Linked DNA regions of Homo sapiens: region 1 is linked to region 2. The links are chromatin loops, found by intact Hi-C in ENCODE. Cell type or tissue: mammary epithelial cell. All regions are shown on one strand. Links, peaks and the distances in the headings refer to the core of each region. The heading gives the core; the rest is flanking DNA. Region 1 has its middle 260 kb from the start of RPS6KA3. Region 2 overlaps RPS6KA3 (ribosomal protein S6 kinase A3).

Region 1 (8,000 bases), core at 1-8,000, 280 kb before region 2:
CTGTTTTCCTGTCTTCCTTCCATTTCCCACATGCAATTCGTCATCAGGCTTTCCAAATTAGCCCTTAAGAGGTCGCTCAAAGTCATCCCTTCTGCCCCTTTGGCTCTACTCTTTGTCTAGCTTATATCCTGACCTCTTGGCACCTGAGCCGTCGCAACAGCCTTGCAACCTGGTACCAGTTTCTTCCTCTCCAAAGCTGTCATTCACATGGCTGCCAGAGTTATTCATATCTTCCAGAGACACACAGTGAGTAATGTGACTATCCTCCCAAAAGATTCCAGTGACTTCAATTTCTATAGGCTGAAGACAACAGCATCCAAAGTCCTTCACGACAGGGACCTAATTTCTTTCTAGCCCCAGAAGTCAAAGAATCTCTGGGGCCCCCAGCTGTCAAAGAAATTTGAAGAAGGATTGAACTTCTGTGGGAGGAGGGTAACCATAAAGGCATGCCCAACTAGGGAAGCAATATGAGCAAAAGCACTGAAGTCGAAAACACTATTTGATTCAGAGGAAGAAAAGAGAAAAGCTAATGGGCAAGGAAAGCTGGTGTTATGCAGAGAGATATGGTTCAATCAACAGAATGGAGAAAAAACATTAGTAAGAGTCTTAAGACAAAAATCAGACATGAACTTAATAACAGGGCTATGTTCATTTCCATGTATATTACCTATCCCTGCATAACTTCTCCAAACCTAATATTCTACAGCAGATCCAACGAAATGCTCCCAAGTTGGCTAAGTGTTCTTACTTCTATTTTAGGCTTTCAATCCCAATTGTTAACAACTCCATTAAATATAAAACTTCCTTTCAGAGCTACTTGGAAATGTGTTACATAAATGCTGCATATTTCCCCTCTTACTTCTTCCCCAGCATTTCTCCAGCCTCTAAAAATAATGCCTCAGATGCTGGCTTTGTTCACTGTTTGAGCTCCCACTTGCACACCTATCATGTTCAGAGCCCAGCTGGGGCAGATCACTTTCACAGGCATTAGGTTTTTGTGTCTCCATTCCTTCCTGCTCATATAGCATTTTTTTAAATGAAGCTTAGGTTCCTGAGGCAATAATGTTCTCCCATGGGAATTAAAAGGCTACAGATCATTGTTTTTCTCTCCTGATTTCCACGGTAGCCTCAGAAGACATTTTATATGGCCAATATAAGAGCTCTCCTACATACATTTAGAAGGGCAATTAAGAACAATAGTAGTCAGTGGTTGCCAATGTTTACTTGAAAGCTAAGACTTACTATGAGGCAGATGCTGTGCCAGGGACTTGACACGCAGAATCACATTCAATTATCGCATCAATCTGATGACTAGGTATCATTACACTCTTCATATTTTAGATAAGTCAACTGAAAATTGGAGAGGTTAAAGAACTTGACCCCAGGTTGCCAAGCTGGTAAATGGCAGTGCCTAGTTGCAGCCCTAGATTGGCTTGGCACCATAACTCATGTTCTGTATGCAGAAAATCACTTGTAAATTTTGAAATAGAAGCTAATCCTGGTATCTTATGTCAGGTGCTCCCAGAAGCAGACCCAGAAACAAGGATTTATGGTGGCAGCACTCTGTCCACAGCACTAGAAAAGGGAAGTGGTCCCAAGAAGGGAAGGCAGCCAGTAAAGGGTGAGCATCCTTTGAGGAACTCCGGAAGATAGCATAGAACATAACCCAGAGTTAACCTAACCAGGATGGGAGGAAACTGAGCTATTTCTCCACCCACTCCCATGCCGGTCATTGGTTGAGAGCTGCTTTGGGGACAGCTGAGTATGGACGGACCATATTCCCCAGTTAGAAAAAAAACCTCAGACAGAGAGTCACAGACATTCCCACAAAGCATCCTGCAGCAAGTAAAGTGAGTTCTGGGGGCTGCAGGCAGGGCACCAAGAGCATCTGCTACAAATGCATATGGCCCGAGAACTAAAAAAGGAGAGAACCACCCACCCCTGGGCTCACATGTTCAATTAAGTTGCTTCGCACACCATCCTCTAGACTCAGTTTAACTGGTATTGGTATTGGCTTTCACCATATTTTTCCAATAATTCTGTCTTTTCTGTGTCCAGCTGGGCGACACAAACTTTGAAGGAGACATGGGAATGACTGTGGGGCTGCTACCACCAGAACGGTGGAGCCCCCACTCCTCCTCCCACCTTTGCACACCAGCACTTTCCACCTGCGAGCACCACACTACACTATGGAAATCTGTACCCTGCCCATAACAAATTTCTCCCATTGTTCGTTTAGGCTGCAGAGACTAGATGATCTAAAAGTCCCCAAATTCCAATTTTTGGAGACCCAGATGAGGTCATTTTCCAAGGATCATATCTCTGAAAAATCCTCCTTCAATTTCTTCATTCGAGATTTTGCAACACTGAAGTTCCTACGTTAGTAAACATATGACTAAGAGAGCTAAATATTGCATAGTTATCTGGGGTTAAATAACTCTTTGAGCAGTTTTATAGGTTGGATGTTTTAGTGGTAACGATAAATATTAATAGTAGTGAAGTGTTCTCATATAATGATGGCTTGGTATGTGCCCAGCCATCTAATTAGCTCATTATTTCTCACTATAACCCTAAAAGATTCTTGCAGTCTAAGAATCAAAAGCCCAGATGGTTAAGTAACTTGTCTGAGGTCACATAGCAAATTAAAATGGATCCAGGGTCCAAACCTGTCTGTTGTTTGTTTGTTTGTTCGTCTGTTTTACCATATACCACAGTGTCTGTCTAGCATTGCCCAGAGAGAACTGCTCTGCAGCTCTTCCCATCAAAACACTAGAGAAATTATTGCTAAGTAATGGGCTATTTTCATAAATATGACTTATAAAGTACTTCAGAGCTGTTTGAAATGCAGTATTAAAATAACCTGCAAAATGGTTAATTTATTATTGGGTGCTGCTGTATTCTCCACAGAAGTCAAATTAATAACATTATCTACATTTGTCCTTGAGAAGATAACTTAGTAGAATGGAAGGCATTCTGACATCATCTAATTGCCAGCTTGCAGAACTCAGGCCCAAAGACGTTAAGTAACTAACTCAAGGATGCTCAGCCAGCTAGTTAGCAGTCAGCCAGGATTAGGCCCCCAGCTTCCCCCACTTCAGGTCTGTAGCTTTTTCCATTCACCCCACCGGTGTGTGTCTTTTCATTCAAACTGCCCCCTTGGGCAATTACAGATGCTCACAATCTTTAGCACTAATGCAAATTTCAGTTCCACTGCCCCGCGTTTCTAACAATTCTCTGAAATGTTTTTCTCACAGGCATTTAGGATAGTGATATAATAACAGTTTTTTAATGTCTTTTCTCCGAAAGAAATAACAAACCAAAGCTCCAGGCTTCTGTTTCATCGTTATATAATACTTGTCTGGGATTGCAAATCACTTGCAGAAGGACAGGGCTCGGGGGAGGAGGGGGTGGGTGTGAATCTTTTGTGGTTTCTTGGGTAACGTGAAGCGATTTGTCATTTTAGAGAGGCTGGAGCCTATGCCCTCAGATCCATTAGCGATCAGACTTGTTTTGATTATCTTTGAAACCTTGCAGTTTCTGAGGCTGTCCCTGAATGGGGGTAGAACACAATGGTTGCAGACAGACCTGTTTTTCTCTCTTCCCTTCCACCCAAGTAAGAGAACAGGCTAATAATAAATCAAAGTTCTAGAACTTGAATTTGAACTGAAAATACCTCCGACTAAAACCTGTTTCTTCCATCCTGCAAATAGGAGGGGAAGCAATCCGCCAGAGCAGGGAACTGCTGCATTTTCTGTGAATGTGCGCCCTCTGATGGTAAATTTTGGTAACGACTGGCTCTCGGGAGAAGTAAACAAAATTATCATACCAAAAAGAATATTTTATTGGGGGGGAAAGAGCTACAGAGGACTCATTAATGTTCAACTTTATAGTCATAAGTTGGCGGTTATGGAGGACCCACTGAGAGTTGCTTTAGTTCTCGTGGAGATTTGCACAAGAGAAATTCAAAGCATTGTTACTTAGGGAGCTCTCAAAATACCTTGTTGCTGGGTGTATTTATAGAAGTTAAAGCAACTCCGAAGGGGCAGCGGTGTAAGGATTTGGGCTATTCACGTTAAACTCTTACTAAAATAGTCAAAAGCGGTGTGCAGTTCCCTCAATTTGGGAAGACAGACAAAATGAATTCCAAAGCAAATTGAGATAATTTTAAAGTGTTTTGACTAAAAACAAATGGGGTGGAGTTTTTTTCTTTAATACAGTACAATAAGCTATGCCTTCAGTGGCAAATCCCCCATTGATGAATCTTTTCTTTCTACTTTTGTGCCTCCTTGTAAAAGCCCTGCAATCTGCTGAATATCTTTACTTAAGTATTTAGATGGAAAGGGCAGCAAGAGAAAGCCAGTTACTTTATTAGGCATTCCACTCGGCAATATTCCATTCCCTGGTTCCTGCTCACATTTGATAAGGAATGCATTCCACTGATCTATGCTTAGCTGCTAGTGGCTGAAAGAATTTCCCCTCATCATTCCCTTCCCTGCTTCTCCTTTTTCACTCTCCCCCCCACCCACAGACATCTCTAATTCAGGCCACCTCAACTGCCTCCATTATTCATCCAGATCATTCCTAACCTCGCTGTGCACAAGCACCCACGTTTATTTCCTTGGTGATGCTCAGTTTGACCTCTTGGTGCACAAGAAATACAAAATCAAATCAGCTGGCTGAGTCTAGCACTCACGGGGACTATGCACAGGTTTTGCTGTTCCCACTCTGGAACCAATCAAACACGAGCCCATCAGCAAACAAACCACATTATATAAAGCAGCCGTGAGGCCAGCTGTGAGACCAAGAAGGCAGATCACACGGCCACAGTTTTACCCACGTGCTTGGAGAATCCTCCATCAGCTGCTCGTGAAAACAAATCCAGACGTCTGTAGTTGTGCATACATTTTGTGCCAGCCAGCAAGCACACAGGTATAGAATAGAACCTCTTGCTACATTTGTGTATCCAGAAAGCAAAATACTTAGCGGGATTCACGTTGCCCCAGGGGAATACAGACACATATTTTGCTTCTTTGAAATTCCTTCAAGTCTTGATGATGGCCAGCAGTGTGCTGGGGATGGCTTTAGCTCATTTGTTTTCCTACCAAGGCAGCATGTGTTTAGTGACTAAGGTGAACAGAGCAGCCGTGATCACAGGAGGGTAACCAAAAATCAGCCTTCCTGCTCCTTGGATGAGCTTTCTCACTTGACTGCTCTGTGGAAAGAAAAGAGGACGTCTGAGAAATTCAATTTAGTTTTAATAACCTGACTCCTATTTGCTAATGTTCCAAACTGCATTTAAAGAAGTCTAAATCTCAGATGGAGATTTGGTTAGAGCAATGAGTGGGCAAGTAAAACATCTTTCCACCTGGAAAGAAATTGTGATAAGAAAAAAGATTTGAATTGAAATCATTTTTCATCCAAGTAATTTAGAGTGATCCTAAGTAGGTCATTGCACTTCGGCGCTGCTGTGCATTCAACTGATGCTCATTCAGCTTTGGGCAATGGTGAAGCATTGATTTTAAGTAGAAACTTTTTTTCTCCCAAGATATCTCATATTTTATATGCAAGAAAACTCTTCTCACTTTTGAGATCAAATTTATATTATATGGATGTTCTCTTGTTGTTATATGGTTAATATAGCATTGCACGGTAGAAGGAAAATAAGTAGAATGTTAAGAGGGAGAGAGTGTAAGAGGGAGGTGAGATAGAATGGGAGATAGAGAGGGGGTGGAGAAAGGAAGGGGGGAGAAAAGTGAAAGAGCCCACGAATGCCTATGGGTGTTAGAGAAAGCAAGTCCCACTGTGCGAGAAAAAGTGAGTGTCAATTCATTTCTGATGATAGAGAGGACTAATTAGAGAAAGCTAACAGCTCAACAGAATCTGGGGTTGGGGTAATCCAACTATGCATAGCCCCTTCCCCACTGGGAATCCTTGCTGACAGTACTGTAATGGGAGGTGTCACTGATATGAGATTGTCAGCCATAAGAAGCATGTGGAGAAAGAAAAGGCTGAGGACCTGAAAGTAAACAAGGGAGAAAGAAATGAATCCCTTCATTGCAAATGAAAGATAACAAATACATATTTGAAGATGAGATACGGAAACTCCCAAAGAAGACAATAAACCCAGTAATTAAATCATCAATTACCTATAAATCACCCCATCCCAAACAATATAGGAAAGCAGCAATTCTTTATTAATAATGAGAGATGTGTCATTCACAGGGACAATTGGTCGTTATGTGGCAGTCAGACAGCATAGAGCAGGAGGTCTACATCTTTCCTGCGACAAGCCTTCAGAGACTCTTCTTATGTAAGTGTGGCTGGGTGCCAGCTGGCTTTCGGTTCAGTGACAATATTGTCAGCATTTTTTGACTAATAATTTCTAAATTGTATAGCAAATACATTCCAAAACCTTAATTCTGAATTGGGTTCAATACACAAAGTTTGGGGCCTTTTCATGAGCTGCCTTTGTTGTAGCTGTTGTTATTGATGATGGTGGTGGTGTTACTTTGTTCTTGGTGATAATTAGGTTGTAGAAATAAAAGAGACAAAAGAGGTAGATGTTCCGTACACTGCAGCAGTTTCTGGTGATAAATGATTTTATAAAAGGTTTTGCTTCCATCTAGTGGTTGTTATGTAGAACTGTCCTATTCTGACAAGTGAAATTCATTGGATTAAATCTTTAAATGCCCCTACACTATACAAAGAGCTAGCGATTAAAATACTCATGCTACTATTTTTTAAATACTAATAATAACGTAGCCCTTCCCATAATAAGGTCTACTGGAGGAATCAACCACTTAAATATTTACAGCAAAAATATGCTATAAGCAAAACCATTATTAATAAGTTAATATTTACGTAATACTACTAGGTGCCAGACATTGATTCAAGTGCATTATACATTTTAGTTCATCTGATGTTTTCAGTACTCCTGTGAGGTTTTTAGCCTTGTTTTACAGAGGAAGCTGAGGCTCAGAGAGGTTATATAACTCCCTCCAGAGTCACACGGAGTTAAGTGCTGGAGCCAGACTTTGAACCAGGCAACCTAGCCCAAGCTTGTTCTCTTACCATGGCGTATTTGTATGGCAAATACAATAGAAGGAATATGTAGTAAGTAACTACAGGAATTCAACCATGGCAGTAAGGATGGGAGCAGAAATTTAAAGTGAAGAGAGACCTAAAATACATCTGACGGTAGAATTAATAGGATTTGGTGGGCAATTAGATAGGAAGAAGATAAGGAAGGAAGTTGGTAGAGTTTCCGGCTAAGCAAAATGGGAGATGGTAATTAATCAAGATACCGAATTTTGAAGTAGACAAAAGTGGGAGGAGAGTAGATGAAGATAAAACTCTCATTTCTTGTTTAGAGGCTTAAAAGCAGTAAGAGGTAAACATACTCAATCAAAAGTATGCATTTTAGGAAAAGGCCTATGCACAATAAGGACAACTGTTTATATTGTGAATCATCAACTTGAAGAAGACATATGAGAATACACTCATCTAATATGACTTTGTAAAACTTTTGAAGTTTCTGAAGTTAAAAACATCTATCATGAGCTATAGCTATAAACAAATGTTCAAATGTTTTACTGCAAGAGTACACAAAAAATGCTTAATGTGAGGCCCCATATATAATATGTTCTTAGGAAATCTTTCATAGAACTTTCTTAAATGAGGAGGGATCTTGGAGTTCAAGTATTCCAACTTCCTCATTTCACAAATAAAGGAATTTGTGTCAAGTCAAATTAAATATTTTTATTTATTAATTTAATACCTATACCTACATAATAAAAAGGAACTGAGGTAGTCATTGCATAAGGTAGAAAGAAGTGTAATACAGAGTTCTTATTCTCAAGAAATTTACACTTTAATTGGGGAAATAATATAGTGTATAAAACAGATGCTCTTCTGGTCTTCACAGAATCCATTCCCTCTTTTTGGTCACAAGATCTGGCATTTTTTCATCCCTCTTCTACTCTCACTGATTTATGTGAGGC
Region 2 (12,044 bases), core at 1,976-9,975:
CAAGCCGAAAAGTCTCTGGAGATATGATGTTAAAAGGTGTATCCATGCCTCAAGAATCACCCCCCTCCAAAAAATAAGGTAGTGTGGCATAATCAAGTAAGTTGGGGAAATGTGGCATTAAATAAGATTTAACCTGTCTTTACTGTATAATTTAGAACTTTTAAGATGTTGTATACAATGAATCTGCAAAATGGATATGGCCCACGGCATTTGAGACTTGATGTCAGAACCCCTTTTTTGTAAACCATCTATTGAAGTCTCAGTGGACACAAAGTGCTTTGCAGAACACAGTTTTGGAAAGTCTGATAACTACAGTAACGCGATCCAGTATTGCCTGGAAATGAGCTGTTATGTTTAATTGACTATATTGAAGTGTTTTCTTTAACTGTCAAGAGTTTTGTTTCATTTTGAATTGAAATCTTTCTAAATTAAATTGTATAAAAATGTTCCGTCTTAATAGTGAATATAAATTTAATAATAATTTAAATAAAAGTTAAAAATAATTTACACTTTTGATTCACTGTTCTGAAAATTAATGGTCATATTCTACTTAATATCAAGCTAATTGCCCCTACTAAATGGCCTGTACCTTGACTGTTTCTGTAACTTATGTCTAATATTTGTAGTTTAAAAATTCTCTTATATGCCACTTTATGCCACTGTTAATCTGCTTTTCTCTCCCATTTTCCTGTTTAAATTAATTGCTTCTTGTTTTCACTTACTAGAGAATAGATAGCTAGGATTAGTAATATAAAAAAGTTACAGTTTCCAAATAATGTAAAATAGCATCCTCACTCTTTTTCTGGTCTCTGCTCATCATGTACAAATACCTCTGGGGTCAGGGGTATTTGCTGGGCATATTACCAAATAATAAATAGTGATTTTATGTTTTACATACCATAACAGAATGGCTCAATTGCTGACATTACCTGCCCTGCATATTTACCTTCCTCTCTTGAAGATGTCAGCTAGAAAGTAGAACATGAATGAACTAAAAAACAGGCAGCTTTAAATTGAAAGCTAGCCTACTGCCCTGCCTGGAGTCACATCTCCACATTGTGAGTCCTTTTCTGTTGTTCTCATAAAGTAGTGCTAGTTTCCTAAATATTTGTTACTCTACACGTAGGTGTAAATCTAAAAGCACTTTTAGATTTCTTGTCATAGTAGAATTACAACCATAAGTTAAATCGAATTTTCCCATCTTAACTAATATATCCATGGTCTCTTATATAACTTAAAAACTTGTTTTGTCCACCATATAAATTGATTTTTATAATCTTACATATGGTGATAATCTCATCTTCAAATCTGACCTGGTCATTTAGATTTCTGTGAGCTTGTCTCTAATTCTTTGGGCCACAAAGCTTGTCCTAGGAAACTTGGTTCAGTCATTTGATATGTGTTAGAAGCAGATGTCAAATGATAGCCTGAAGCAAAAGATCATTTTGACATTAATAGATTGAAATGCATCTCAAGTGCAGTGGTTTGGGATAAATCTTCACTCCAGAAATCTTGTAAAACCTGTGGCAAAAATCTCAGCTACCTAGAATGTTACTTCATTTCTTCACATTTAGGAACAGAGGCATCTATCTGAAAATAATGTAAAATAATAAAGATTTACTTAAAATCACAAAAAATTTCTGGATCAGCACTGTTTAGTACAGTAGCTGCTATCTATATGTGGCTGTTGAGCACTTGAAATGTGGCTAGTGTGGAAGTGAACTTTTAAATTTTATCTAATAGTCACCAGTGGCTATTGGCTACCATGTTGAACAGTACAATTCCAGATTACAGGATTAGTACAAATTGAATGCATTTTTTACACCAGTGTTTTTTCATTTCTACCTTGTATGATTTGTATCTTGAAATTAATAGGCTAAACCTTTTCTAAAAACAAATATTTAACATGCTTTTTCAAATTATGTTTAATCAGGTTAGTTTTGTCCTTTTCTACCCTGAAGATTCTGATAAACCCTCTAGGGTGGTACATACCCCACAAATCACCATTCTACTCTTCCTACAGCTTTAATAGTTTTACTGTGACATCTCATTCAAGTGATAACACTAAAGCATTGGGGCAAATTTAAATATCAAAAAATGTTGTAATTACAAGTTTCCTCTTGTGCACCGAGCTTACAGACCGAGACATAAACAGTAAGACTAATGTCTCTGGGGAGAAAAATATACAATTATCTTCTATATTATTGGATAAATAAATTACTGTATGGTAATTTGTTTAAATATTGTGTTGCATTCACTGTACTGTGCTAGTTAAAACGGAAAAAGTGGATTGGTGCATTTTGAAATATGAAAGCATTTAAATTTTTTTAGCATATAATTTTAGAGAACAACTTAGCCCTACCCTATTTATGTAAGAAAATTGAGACCTGTTCAGGCAGACCTGCTGCAGGTGATATGTTAACAAAGTCAGAGTTGGCGTGTGCAGCACATTTATTTCACTAAAATTCATTTTGTCATCCACATCATATCAATACAACTCTTTAATTTTATGTAAACTATCTTAAATACAAATTCTGAAAGAGCCACAATGCACAAAAGTTCAAATATTACTTTTTCTCTACTCTCTGCTAATTTTAACTCGTAAGTCTGGAAAATACAGTCCTTAGTTTACAAAAACAACTTCAGAATGTTCCTACCTACAAACCAAGGGTGAGGGGTACGTTAAGATCACTGCTCTTTCTTTCCCAAGTGAAGATGGAAGGAAGCTCACGTCTATTGAGTGCCCCCCTTGACAAGTCACTTTGTGTATATCAACTTGAATGAAGTATACAGAATTATCCTCAACTTACAGATGAGGAAACTGAAGCCTAGAAGGGTTAAATAACGTGCTCATGGTTGCCCAGCTAGTAACTGAAGGAGCCAGAATTCAAACCCAAGTCTCACAGATTGCAAATTCTAATGACTTTTCACTACACAGCCCTGTTTGAGTTGAGAACATCCAGGTGAGTGACTCAGTCTAAATGAAATCTGCTACAGGGGAAAAAGGTTCCAGGTAGTTTACATGGGTAGCTATTGTGGAGATGTAGAGAATAACCTAGAGAGATAGGTGACTTCTCACATATATAAATATATGTATGTATGTAGCATGAAGCCCTCTTCTCACCAAGGAGGCCTGTAGAGATGATGTGATCCTGGCATGAACTAGGAATGCTGTTCACAATAGAGACAGTGCTTAAGTAGTCAATAAGTAAAGTTTAAAAAGTTAGTAAAACTGAGTGAAGTTGATGTTAGTTTCCAAATACAGTGGGTTAAATAGGCTTTTGTGAGTTGGCCTGAAAAACAGCATTTATGGCATTGTATGGGAAGATTATTTGAGATTTCTAACCAGCTGTCTTACAAATAAAACAAAATGTCTAACGTTTGAAACAAAAATTACAGTACTTGGAAAAAGGGGGGCCTGCCTAGACATTACTTAACAGCTCTCTTTACAGAAGCCTCTAGGTGTATGCATGAGTAAATGTGCTCTGTTCTTTGATTGCAGCTTATTAAATCGTTACCTCTCTATCTTTGCATCCTCTTTTCAGAAAAATCTACTTGATGTTCCCTCAAAGTGCCAGAAAACAGAATTTGGCTCAACCCAAAAATGTTAACAATTATCTTGCTATCGTATAAGAAAAGGAAATTTAAAAGGAAAGTTATGCAATCATTTTTTTTTTTCTTAGACTGTCAGGTCAAATAGCCCTAATTAATTCCTTTTTTTTTTCTTTTTTTTTTTTTTTTTTTTTTTTTTTGAGACGGTGTCTCACTCTGTCACCCAGAGCTTTTTGCTCTAATGCTGATATGGAAGGTCCTTGTATATGTATTTCTTCTCTGTCACCCAGGCTGGAGTTCAGTGGCTCAATCTTGGCTCACTGCAACCTCTGCCTCCTGGGTTCAAGTTATTCTCCTGCCTCAGCCTCCCGAGTAGCTGGAACTACAGGTGCCCACCACCACGCCTGGCTAATTTTTGTATTTTTGGTAGAAATGGGGTTTCTCCATGTTGGCCAGGCTGGTCTCAAACTCCTGACCTCAGGGTGATCCATCTGCCTTTGCCTCCCAAAGTGATGAGATTACAGGCATGAGCCACTGCATCCGGCCTAATTCCTTTTTTTTTTTTTTTTTTTTTTTTTTTTTTGAGACGAAATTTTGCTCTATTGCCCAGGCTGGAGTATGCAGTGGTGCAGTCTCAGCTCACTGCAGCCTCTGCCTCCCGGGTTCAAGTGATTCTCCTGCCTCTGCCTCCCAGGTACCTGGGATTACAGGTGCCCACCACCACGCCTGGCTAATTTTTTGTATTTTTAGTAGAGACAGGGTTTTGCCATGTTGGCCAGGTTGGTCTCGAACTTCTGGCCTCAGGTGATCCGCCCGCCTTGGCCTCCCAAAATGCTGGGATTACAGGCATGAGCCACCTTACCCAGCCTAATTCCTTTTTTAATTGAGATATTTACATACTATAAAATTCACCCTTGTATATGATTCGTGGCTTTTACTATATTCCCAAGGTTGTGCAGCCATCACCACTATCTATTTCCTAGAACATTTTCATCACCCCCAAAAAGAAATTTCATACATGTTAGCGGTCACTCCCCATTTCCTCCATTCCCCCAGTCCCTGGCAATCACTAATCTATTTTCTGTCTCTAGATTCACCTATTCTGGACATTTCATATTAATGGAATCCTACAGTATGTGGCCTTTGTGTCTGTTTTCAAGGTTCTTGCATGTTTCAAGGTTCATACATGTTGTAGCATGTAGGAAGACTTCATTCTTTTATGTGGCTGAATAATCTATTTTATGGATATACCACAGTTTGTTTATCCATTTATCAGTTGATGGACGTTGGAAATTGTTTCTACCTTTTGGCTATTATGAATAATGCTGCTGTGAACATTCGTATTAAGTTTTTATGTGAACACATGTTTCCAGTTTTCTTGGATATATACCTAGGAGTAGAATTGCTGAGTCATATGGTAAATCTATGTTTAGCTTTTTGAGGTACTGCCAAACTTTTCCAGCTGGCCTGTACCATTTTACATTCCCATCAGCAGTGTATGAGAGTTCCAGCTTTTCCGTATCCTTGCCATCACTTATTATTGTCTTTTTTACTATAACCATCCTACTGGGTGTGAAATGGTATCTCATTGTGGTTTTGATTTGCATTTCTCTAATGACTGATGATGTTAAGGATCTTTTCATGTGCTTCTTGTCCATTCGTATACATAATTCACGTGCTTATTTTGTTACCGTTTTAGGGACTTAAGTTGGCTTTTGTTCTAATGCTGATAGGGAAGTTCCTTGTATATGTATTTCTTCTCAGAAAACTTAGTTTCAATACGTGCTTTTAAGATATTTTCTTTCTTTTTAGATTTGATAAATACAAGGCTTTTCCTAAAATAGTGGTTTTCCAAATGGGTTAATAGAGCTCTAGGTTCTATGAAAGTGCCTTAGGATACCTCTCACCTAGGGCACCCTTTCTCTCAGCCAGAGTGGAATTCCTAGAGGAACACAACAAAGAATTAAATATTGGTTATAGAACTTAAAAAAGAAAGTTACAGAAAGAAAACAAAGATTGGGGCAGTGATATTTTTCCTTAGAGTCTCCTCGGCCTAAACTAGTCTATAGTTTCTTATTTAAAGCAAAAGTGCAAGAGTTAATTGAAGATTAATTATTAATCTTAATAGGAAGATAATATGCCTAGAATCTCTGAAATTAAATATAAGTCAACAGATAAATGAATTCAGGAATCCATCTCAAGTGAAGTAACGTATACAGGTATGTTATTTGAAGAAGTAAAAATGCAAATAAAACAAAACCTTATTTGCCTCTTTTCCTTCAAGTTCCTGCTGGCTGTTGGTATAATTCAAGAGTAATAGCTATCAAAATGGATGTTCATATTAAGTAATCCTTAGAGAAATGTCATAGGCAAATTAAAAATAAGTTTTGCCTTGGATTAATAAAAAGAAGAGCTCATAAATGAGTTTTAAAGCTATCTCCTGCCCACCACCTCCCCTCCCCCGCCAGCTCTTCTGAGTATGTATAGTATACTACTAGGTGAAAATGAATTAAATGGATTTATTTTCTTTTGGAACATTAAAGTCTAGAAGTACTAGGGTGGGCAGGAAGTTTAATAGCATGAAACAAGGTAAATTAGTAAAGAATAATATAAGCAGATGTAATTGGATCTTTAGGAGGAAATTATGACCTATAATGTTACAGCAGTTTTCTGTAGTACATTTTCAACCATAATGTGGAAAATTAGAAAATAAATGTTATTTTCAACATAAAAATTAATCACTTGGAGGATACATCTGGTTCTGCCAAGATAGAGGACCCCTATTCCTCCTTGATCTCCCTTACAGCGAAAACACTGTAGACATAACAAACAAGCACAGGAACACTCTAAAGGTGGAAAAAGAAGGCAAACAGCCTGCAGACCTCGAGACTCAAGAAAACCCAGGGAATTCACTATTTGTGTTCTTCCTGTCACCTCCCATATATCCTAGACAGGGTGCTATGAAAGCCTCCAAACTAGAACTGCCAACAGTCACAGACAAAAAGAGCTCTGAGAAAAAGCCTGTTTCCTTTAGACAAACAACTGGGGGAAAGGTAGCCAAGTAAGTCTAAACCTTTTTGACAATACTCACCCTACCCTGGCCAAATACCATCAGAAAAACCCCACCCCACCCCACCCCAAAGAAGCAAATAACAGTGCTCTCACTCCCCAACCCAGTGGTGTGGGCTGGGGAGATCAGAGACCTAAGCACCCATTTCTTTGCCCAGCAAAAGCAGACAGCACTTTGGTTCCCCCTGCTGGGTGGTTTTGGCAGACCAGGCAGGAAGCGTTTTCCCTCATTCCACTTCAAGCTGAAGGAAGTTATGCTCTTGCCAGGGTGGTGTCTAGCAGCAGTGGGGTCTAGTAGCAGATTGAGCCTCCACCCCAACCCAGAAGCAATGACACTTAACAAGGTGACGTGAGCCAGGGCTAATCCATACTCTACCCTCACCTTACATCAACGAGGCAGAACAAGATGGTTGGAGGTAGGATTCTCAACACATCTTACCTCCACTAATGTCAGTGGGGCCCAGTGGAGAACTGAGCCTTCACTCCCATCTGGCAAGTGATGGGTGGCAGGGCTAGTTGGCATTCTGCTTCCTTCTCTACCCTCCCCTGTTGTTAGCTGGGTCCTTTGGGGAGCTGAGCTTTTGGCTTTATAGTGCAGCAACAAAGAAGTTTGAGTCAGCCCTCTGCTTTCCTCCTCCCTGTCATCAGTGGGGCCCAGCAGGGAGGTGAGCTTACACCCCTACTCAGAGGCAGTGAGGTGATACAGGTTGGTGCCCTACTTTCATTGGGACTAAGAGTGGAGCTGAACTTCCGTCCCACCCATCTGCAACAAAACAGTGTGAGTCATTGCTCCACTTTTGCCTGGGTGATGTTGGTGCGGCCCAGAGGGAAGTTGAACATACACACTCCACCTCAACAGGAGGACTGCCTGCTTCGGGGAAAAAAAAAAAAAGATTAAATAGGAAAGAGTCCTATAATCTCCAAATATCCATTAGACAGTAAAAAATCACTTATACCAAAAACCAGGAAAATCGCAACATGAGTGAGAAAAGACAGTCAACACACATCATCACTGTGATAATTCAGATGTTGTAATTATCAGACCAGAATTTTAAAGCAGCCATCACAAAAATGCCTCAGTGAGCAATCACAAACACTCTTGAAACAAATGAAAAATTAGTCTCAGAAAAGAAATGGAAGCCATAAGGAAGAACCAAATAGAAATTTTAGAACTGAAAAATACAGTAACAAATAAACTTACTACATGGGCTAGATAGAAGAATGGAGATGATAGGAAAGAATAACATTGGAGATAAAGCAATAGAAATGAACAATAGAGAAAAAATAAACTGGAAAATGAACAGAGCCTCAAGAGCCTGGTGAACATTAACAAAAGATTTAACATTTATGTCATCAGAGTCCCAGAAAGGGAAAAAAGAAACTGGACCTGAAGAAATAATGGCTGAAATTTCCCCAAATTTTGCAAAAGACATAATCTTACAGATTCAGGAAGCTGACTGAATCCCAAATAAGATAAATGCAAAGTAATCCACTCCTAGACAAAATCAAAATCAAACTTTTGAAAATGAGTAGTTATTGTCTAATAGATACAGAGTTTCAATTTTGCAAGATAGTTCTGAAGATTAGTTGCATAATGTGAATATACTTAATACTACTAAACCATACACTTAAAATAGTTGAGATAGTGAATTTTATGTTATGTTTTATGACAATTGAAAAAGTAAAATATCAAACTTTTGAAAATTAAAGAATCTTTAAAGCAGTTAGAGAGAAATGAACTGTTACCTATAGGGAACAACTCATGCGACAGCAGATTTTCCATCAGAATCTATGGACGTCTGCCAGGCACAGTGGCTTACGCCTATAATCCCAGCACTTTGGGAGACTTACGCCTGTAATCCCAGCACTTTGAGGGGCTTACGCCTATAATCCCAGCACTTTGGGAGGCCAAGGCAAGAGGATTGCTTGAGCCCAGGAGTTCGAGATCGGCTTGGGCAACATGGCAAGACCCCATTTCTACAAATAATAACAATAATAAAAATAAATAGCCAGGCATGGTGGCACGTGCCTGTAATTCCAGCTACTGGGGAGGCTGAAGCTGGAGGATCACTTGAGCCCAGACAGTCAAGGCCCCAGTGAGCCATCTTCACACCACTGCACTCCAGCCTGGGCGACACAGTGAGACCTCATCTCAAAACATCTATGGATGCCAGAAGGATATGGCACACCATTTTTCAAGTGCTGAAAGAAGATACTGTCAACCCAGATTTCTATACCAAGTGACAATATCCTTCAGGAATGAAGGTAAAATCAGAGTGGTCTTGGATGCAGGAAAACTAAGAGAATTTGTGAGTAGCAGACCCTGAAAGAGAATGATAAAAGAAGGAAACTTGGACTGTCAGGAATAAAGAAATCACATAAATTCTACATAGTCTCTTCCAGAAAATAGAGAACAGTTTACAACTCATTTTATGAGGCCAGTATTATCCTGATAGCAAAACCTAAAGATAGTATAGAAAACTGCAGGTCAATATCCCTGAAGCACATAGACACAGAATCCTCAACAAAAACTAGCAAAACAAATCTAACAACATATAAGAATTGCATGCCATGACCAAGTGGGTTTTATTCCACATCAGACACAGTATTCAAAAATCATTCAAGGTAGCCTACCATATTAAAAGGTTAAAGAAGACAAGTCACATGATACTAATGGAGAAAACGTATTTTTTCTTGATCATAAAATGGCTTATGGGAAAGAGAAAAATTTAGCTAAGTTAAACATTCATTCATAATAAAAACTCAGCCACCTAATAGAGGAGGACTTGCTCAACTTGATAATGAACCTACAGCTAACATAAAACTTAATGGTGTAGTCCCAGCACCTTGGGAGGCTGAGGTGGGAGGATCACTTGAGGCCAGGAGTTCAAGTCCAGCCTGGGCAATATAGCAAGGCCCTATGTCTAGGAAAACAATTTTTTAAAAAATTAGCAAGGAATAGTGGCATGCACTTATAGTCCTAGGTACTTGGGAGACTGAGGCAGGAGGAGCCCTTGAGCCCAGGAGTTCAAGGCTGCAGTTAGCTATGATCACACCACTGCACTCCAGCCTGGGTGACAGAGCAAGACCCTGTCTCTAAAAACAAAATGGGAGGAACCCTTCCAAATGATTTTAAGACTTACTATATCCAGTACTCAAAATACTGTAGTATTGGCAAGGGGATACACACATAGATCAGTGGAATAAGATGGAGAACAAGAAATAGACCCACGTAAGTACAGCCAACTGATTTTTGTCAAAGTTACAAAAGCAGTTTGATAGAGGAAGGATAAATAGCCTTTTCAACAATGGTGTCTGGAGCTATTGCACACCTATAGGTAAAACAATAAGTCTCAACCCAAATCTCGTACTGTGTAAAAGTTAATTTAAAATGGATCATGGATTTGAATGTAAAACTAGAAAACTTTTAGAATTTAGACATAGGAGAAGATCTTCAGGACTGTGGGCTAAATGAAGCATTTAAACCTGAGACCAAAAGCAAATTCTATAAAAGAAGAAAACAATAAATTGAACTTCTGAAAAATTCAAGACCTTTTATCTATGAAAAAGACTCTGCGAAGGGTATGAACCTGTAACTGAGACCGGACTTGTATTTACAATATTCAAAGAACTCTCAAAACTCAGCAATAACAAAGACAAGCAATCCAGGCAAAAAATAGACAAAAGAAGTGAACAGACACTTCACCAAAGATGAATAGCAGATAAGCATATGAAAAGATGTTCAGCATGGTTAACTATCAGGGAAGTGAAAAAACATGATGAGGTATCACTACATACCTATTAGAACAGCCAACATAAAAAATAGTGACAATAATAAATGGCGAGGATGCAAACAAACTAGATCACTCATATATTGCTGGTGAGGGCATAAAATGATACAGCCCCTCAGGAAAATAGTTTGGCCATTTATTAATAAACATATACTTGCTATATGATCCAGCAGTTGTACTCCTGGACATTCACCGCAGAGAAATGAAAACTTATGTCCACATAAAAGTCTGTGCACAGATGTTCCTAGCAGCTTTATTTGTACTATCCAAAAATTAGAAACCAAATGTCCTTGAATGGGTAAATGGTCAAATAGTCTAGCACATCCACATCATGGAATAATACTACTCGCTAACTAAAAAGGAATGAATTGTCGATACACACAACAGCTTGGATGAATCTCAAGGGATTTATGCTGAGTGAAAAAAAGGTCACATGCTATATGATTTATATGACATTCTTAAAATGACAGAATTATCGCAATGGAGAAGAGATTACTGATTGTCAGGAATTAGGAAAAGGGGAGGGAAGTGTGGTCGTAAAGGGGCCACATGAGGGATCCTGGTGGCAATAAACTGTTCGGTATCTTTACTGTAGTGGTGGATATAGAGACCCACACGTGATCAAATGGCCTAGAAAACACAGCTACATACCTGTAAAGCCAGTGAAATCTGAGTAGGATCTGTGCATTGTACCAGTTGCAATATCCTGGCTTTGACAGGAAGTGATATAAGATGTTACCACTGGGGTGAAGTAGGTTAAAAGTGTATGGGACCTCTCTGTATTATTTTTGCAACTTCCTGTGACTTTATGATCATTTGATCATGTCTAAATAAAATGTAAGAAAAAAAGTTTATACAAAAAATTAGCTGGGCATGGTGGAGGGCGCCTGTAGTCCCAGCTACTTGGAAGGAGGCTGAGGCAGGAGAATGGCATGAACCCGGGAGGCGGAGCTTGCAGTGAGCAGAGATCACGCCACTGCACTCCAGCCTGGGCGACAGAGCGAGACTCTGTCTCAAAAAATAAAAAAAAATTAAAAAGCATTAAAGTGTCTATTCTCAATTAAAAACTTATTCCCAGTAATTTTACTAATAGGAATAAAAGGGTATGTCCTTAATACTTAAAAAAATCATCTCAAACCAATAACCAGCATCATGCTTCATGGGGACATATTGTAGGCATTCTCATTAAAACTATGCCTGCTATTTTCACTTCTATTTTACCTTCTAGAAGAGCTTGCTAATGCAATTAAATAAGAAAATCAAAGAGTATTCAAAAAGATAAAAGATTATTCATATATGATATAATTATCCTCTTAGATAACCTAAGAAAATCCACTAAAAAGGTTTATTAAAACAAATGATAGCCTACTAAGGTGATATTACACAAAATGTATTCAGAAATCAACAAACAGCTTTCCTGTTTAGGAGCCATAAACAGAAACTGTAATGGAAAAAAGATCTCATTCATAATAGCGACAAAAATGTTGAATGCCTAGAAATATAACAAGCAAAGGACAAGACCTAAATGAAGAAAATCACTGAATTGCATTAAAGAACAATTTGAAAAAATGAGAAAAAAAGCTATGGTTCTTTAATGTAATTTAAATTACTTTCAATAGGATTTGAAGGTTT

What was found. A loop is a pair of places that touch in the nucleus more often than their neighbours do. Peaks named below come from ENCODE experiments on the same cell type or tissue, not always from the same donor. Only the 100,000 strongest peaks of a DNase experiment are listed, where the experiment ranks them.
Region 1: a loop joins it to region 2, with 9 times the contacts of the local background. A loop is called at or near these places in 15 of 110 quality-filtered maps.

Annotation. Positions count from the first base shown.
Region 1 is chrX:20,526,272-20,534,271 of GRCh38, reverse strand. No RefSeq gene overlaps it. Among named protein-coding and RNA genes, the nearest start is that of RPS6KA3, 260 kb to the right of the region's middle. In mammary epithelial cell, for the core only: CTCF peaks have their summits at 3,770 (motif pointing left) and 6,627 (motif pointing left); no DNase peak of the experiment used is centred there.
Region 2 is chrX:20,247,881-20,259,924 of GRCh38, reverse strand. The region is part of intron 1 of RPS6KA3 (ribosomal protein S6 kinase A3); the gene reads left to right. Among named protein-coding and RNA genes, the nearest start is that of RPS6KA3, 13 kb to the left of the region's middle. RefSeq lists an enhancer at 6,680-6,974. In mammary epithelial cell, for the core only: a CTCF peak has its summit at 6,808 (motif pointing left); no DNase peak of the experiment used is centred there.